2 separate regions of the Homo sapiens genome follow, and region 2 is linked to region 1. The links are chromatin loops, found by intact Hi-C in ENCODE. Cell type or tissue: heart left ventricle. All regions are shown on one strand.

Evidence for each region. Peaks named below come from ENCODE experiments on the same cell type or tissue, not always from the same donor. Only the 100,000 strongest peaks of a DNase experiment are listed, where the experiment ranks them.
Region 2: it touches region 1 in a loop (1.9-fold over the local background); 3 of 110 quality-filtered maps call a loop at or near these places.

Annotation. Positions count from the first base shown.
Region 1 is chr10:42,869,791-42,872,290 of GRCh38, reverse strand. It overlaps LINC02623 (long intergenic non-protein coding RNA 2623), which reads right to left and starts at 770. Exons shown (of 2, transcript NR_134479.1): 1 at 609-770. RefSeq lists enhancers at 425-924, 925-1,426. In heart left ventricle, no CTCF peak of the experiment used is centred here; a DNase peak (open chromatin) is centred at 982.
Region 2 is chr10:42,943,741-42,946,240 of GRCh38, reverse strand. No RefSeq gene overlaps it. Among named protein-coding and RNA genes, the nearest start is that of LINC01264, 37 kb to the left of the region's middle. In heart left ventricle, no CTCF peak of the experiment used is centred here; no DNase peak of the experiment used is centred here; H3K27me3 peaks cover 23 bases.

The sequences.
Region 1 (2,500 bases):
AGCAGGCACCCTCATCCCTGTGGCCCATCTCCCCCTTCTTGTCCTCACTCTGAGGCCATAGAAAACTGGCCTGCAGCATCCTCACCCTCAACCTTGCCCTGCTGGGAAAACTTAGACCCTCAACTAAACTGGGGCCCCTGGACGCACTCGCTCAGCCGCAGTTCTCAATCTTCCCTCTGCCTGGAAGGCCCAGTCCTGTGTTTCACACTTGCTAAGCAGAGTTCCCTCTGAACTCAGCCCCCTGGATCCAGCCCAGCCCTCCTGGATCCACTTGCCAGAGTGCCCCTGACCCCGCCAGCCCCTCCCACTGACTCCAGTGCAGGTCGGTGAAGGTGACTGTGGCAGCTCTGGTAATCCTGGGAGAACCCCCGGGATTGAGTACAGCTCTCAGGCTCTGATTACAGCTGATTACCATAATGGAGAGAATATCTGGATTCTCCCCTAATTTCCTCTCCTCTTAAAATTTTCAATTAAGAGCCTAATCTTGATGGAAAATGGCTGCTTTCTGGAGTATTCTCTGCAGTGCTGATTCCTCATTGCTAAGCGCTTTTTCTAGACAGATAGAGGCTCTCGATGATTCCAAATAAAATCAGAGCAAAGGAGCTTACCCCAAGAAGGGAGGAGAGCAGAGCAGCAATAGGCTGTGCCCCGGACCCCTCCCTGCTGCTGGAGACACCGGGTGGGTGAAGGGTCTCTTGGGCCCTTCCAGCCTGCAGAGCTGCTGAGAGCCAGGCCTGGCTGCCAACAAAGCAGCTGAAGTCTTGAGAAAACTTCCTGATTGCATTAGCGAGGTCGCACCACCAGGACATAATCAAATCTCCCTGGAGGACATGGCTTCCGGAAGGGCTGCTACAAGCCAGTGGCAGAACAAGGGCAACCAGGGTCAGACACAGCGGAAGGAGGGAAGTCCCAGAGCCGGGCGTGGGTGGGCATCAGAGGGGTGTGGGCTGCACCATCTGGGTGCAGGGGCCAGCAGGCAGTGCGGATCCACCCAGCCCAGGGCCAGCCTTTCCCAGTGGTCACGTGCAGAAACCTGGCACACGTCATGGGGCAGCGGTCCCATATCATAGGCCCTCCTGGTGTTAGCAGTCAGGAGGGTGCCTAGAAAAGCCCCACGGCCACAGGGACTGCAGGATCTGAGCCTGACCTCCACACCAGGAGCCTGCCCAGCACCGTAGGCAGGGCCCAGGTGCCCTGCTCAGGAATGAGCTCTGGTTCCAGCTCGGCCATCCTAGTTTCACCCTGTCTGTAACTTAGCTGACCAGGAAGATGGCTGTGACAACCACAGAAAATCCCAACACAGAGCTGGCATGAAGGAGCTGTGCCCATGGGAGCTTCGGAGTCCTCAGGCCAGGCCGGCCCTGGCTCTGCCACCTCCTGGCTGGAAGACCTTCAGGCACCTACTGAGCCTCTCAGGGGCTCAGCATCTCGTCTGTGGGACAGGGATAATAATAGGGTTGTTTTGAGAGTAAAAGCACAAAACACAGAGCCTGGCTGAAGAAAGCACAGGTAGCTGAGGTCAGCCAAGGCTGAGTTAAGTGTTCTTCTTAGAAGAGCAGACAGGTCATTCCCTGAAGGCATCAGTGTGGGCAGGAGGGAACCTGTACTTTGCAGTCCCAACACCTCAGGACACAATTCCTGCTAACCTGACCCACAAAAGACCAAAGGACACACCCAAGATCCTGGACCAACATCCCACAACGATGCCTCCTGGTTTCTTCTCTAAGAATACTTCTTAAAAAGTTCCCCAGGAAGCTAACTCTATGTTCCTAATGTATGGACCATGGAAAGAAAACAAGTGTCTCAGTAGGTGTGTTCAACAAATGTGCAAATGCAGGGATGAACGAAGATGCCCAAAGTCAAGAAGCACCTCAGTCGCCTCCAACGTGCTCGGGGGCCACATCCACCTCCAACCTCTGCCCTGTTCACGTTTTCCTCCACCCAGATTCCCCTCTTGCCCTGGCACTCCAGGAATTGTTTGATGTCCTGGAAGCTTCCTTTCTCTGTTCCACAGCCCCTGAGCCTGGCGCCTCCCTGCATGCCTGTCCACCTCACCCACCAAGTTCCAGGAGCAGGCATCTGTCCTGCTCACCCCGACTCAGCAGGGAGGGCTGAACTCTGGAGGCTGAGTGGACCTAGACCTGCCCCGTGGCCTCCTGTGCCTCCGTGTCCTCCTCACCCTCGACTCACCAAGGAGCCCTGAGGACATGAGAACTGGAACATGCCCAAGACCCATGTCGGGGCCTGGCACACATGAAGCGCCCAGTGAATGCTCGATGACTGAGGACAGCATCGCTTCTTCTAAGAGGGGAAAAAAAAGAAAGTCAACCAGAGACAATTTGTAAAAGATGGCTTTTGACTGAGCCCTTGAAGGATGGGCAAGGATGGGCAAGGGGAGGGGGGACTCAAAGTGAAGGATGAGAAGGCTCTAGGTGCATGAGTGCCTGTACATGTGAGCATGCATGTGCATGTGTGTGCATGTGCATGTGTGTGCATGTGT
Region 2 (2,500 bases), 74 kb before region 1:
TGCTCTACAAAATTTCAATTGTTTTAAAAATTTTGAGGTTTATTTTAAGGCCTACATACAGTCTATTTTGGAATATGTTCCACGGGCATTTGAAAAGAATGTGTATTTGGCCAGGCACAGTGGCTCACGCCTGTAATCCCAGCACTTTGGGAGGCCGAAGTGGGCAGATCACGAAGTCAGGAGATGGAGACCATCCTGGCTAACACAGTGAAACCCCATCTCTACTAAAAATACAAAAAAATTAGCCAGATGTGGCGGTGTGCGCCTGTAGTCCCAGCTGCTGGGGAGGCTGAGGCAGGAGAATGGCATGAACCCGGGAGGCAGAGCTTGCAGTGAGCCAAGATCATGCCACTGCACTCCAGCCTGAGCGACACAGCAAGTCTCTATCTCAAAAAAAAAAAAAAAAGAAAAGAAAAGAAAAGAAAAGAATATGTATTCTTCTTTTGCTGCATGGAGTTTTCTCCATCTGTTGAATAGATAACGTTCTTTGATGGTGTTGCTGAGTTCTATATCCTTACTAATTTTCTGTTAGTAGTTCTGTGAATTATTGAAAGTAGTTCTATGTTGGAATAGTAGTTCTATGAATTGTTGAAAGAAGTGTAGATTTATATATTTCTCATTTTAGTTTGATCAGATTTTGCTTCACATATTTTTTGGCTCTTTTGTTAGGTACATACATGTTTAGAATTGCTATGACTTCTTGGTGGGTGACCCATTCATCCTTATATAATGACCCTTTCTGTCTCCAGCAATTTTCTTTGCTCTAAAATATACTTTATCTGGTATTAATATACTTATTCCTGCTTTCTTTTTTTTGATTGATGTTTGTGTAAGGTATCTTTTCCCGTCATTTTACTTCCAGCCTACACATATCATTATATTTGAAGTGAGTTTCTTATAGACAGCATATAGGTGGGTCATATTTTTAGTGTATTCTGTCCATCTCTGTCTTTTAATTGGTATATTTAGACCATTTGCATTTTCACATAATTATTGACATGTTAGGGCTTAAGTTGTCCATTTTATGTTTTGTTTTGGTTTTCTGTTTGTTCTCACTATTTTTAGTATATCTGAGCTTTTTTCCCTTTCCTATGGGTTATTTAAAGTTTTTTAGAATTCCAGCTTGATTTGTCTATAGTGTTTTTTTTTTTATTTTTCTCACTCTGTCACCCAGGCTGGAGTGCAGTGGTGCGATCTCCGCTCACTGCAAGCTCTGCCTCCCAGGTTCACGCTATTCTCCTGCCTCAGTCTCCCGAGTAGCTGGGACTACAGGTGCCCGACACCACGCCCAGCTAATTTTTTTTCTATTTTTAGTAGAGACAGGGTTTCACCATGTTAGCCAGGATGGTCTCGATCTCCTGACCTCGTGATCCGCCCACCTCGGCCTCCCAAAGGGCTGGGATTACAGGTATGAGCCACCATGCCCAGCCTATAGTGTGTTTTGAGTGTGTCTTTTTGTATAGCTTTTAAAACGGCTATTTGATGTATTACATTATATATACATAATTTAGTGTACTGATGTTAATATTTTACCAGTTTAAGTAGAGTACAGAAAACTCATGCCCCTTCAAGCTACTTTACCCTCCTATATTTGTAATACAATTGTCTTAAATATTTTCTCGACATGCATTCAGAAATACATCAGACAATATAATTTTTGTGAAAACGGTCAAATATAATTTAGAAAACCAAAAATGAGAAGGAAATGTTTACCAATATTTTTTACTCCTACTGTTTTTCTCTTCCTTTCTGATGCTTCAAGATTCCTTATTTTTAATATTTTCTTTCTGTTTAGAGAACTTCCTTTAATCATTCTAGGGTAGGTCAGCTATTGTCAAATTCTGTTACTTTTCTTTCATTTGAGAATATCTTAATTTCCTTTGTTCCTGAAGAATATTTTACTGGAAATAGAATTCTGAGTTGATAGTTATTTTCTTTCAGCACTTGAAAAATGTGCCACTTTTGACCTCTGTGCTTTCTAATGAGAAATCTGTCGTCGTTCTTATTTTTTTTCCCTATAGGTAGGAAGGGGTCTTTTCTCTCCCAACTACTTTTAAGATTTTTTCTTTGTTTTTATTTTTCAGGAGTTTAACCGTGATGTGTCGTGGTGTGGATTTTTTTGGTTTATCCTATTTGAGTAACTCAGCTTCTTGAATTCGTAAGTGTGTGTCTTTTGCCAGATTTAGGGAGTTTCAACCATTGTATCTTTGAGTCCTTTTTAAGGCCCACCTCTTTCTCCTCTCCTTCTGAGACTCAATAACATGAATTAGATGTTTTGTTACAGTCTCACAGGTTCCTGAGGGATTGTTCTTTTTGTTTTCATTTTCAATCTATTGTAGCTTTGTTGTTCAGATTAAATAATTTCTATAGTTTCTCTTGGAGTTCATGGATGTGTTCCTTTGTCCCCCCATGCTGCTGCTGAGCTCCTGTATTGTGTTATTTGTGCAGTATGTTATGAAATTCTGAATGTGAGTTGAAACCTTCTGGTTTAGCTGGCGGC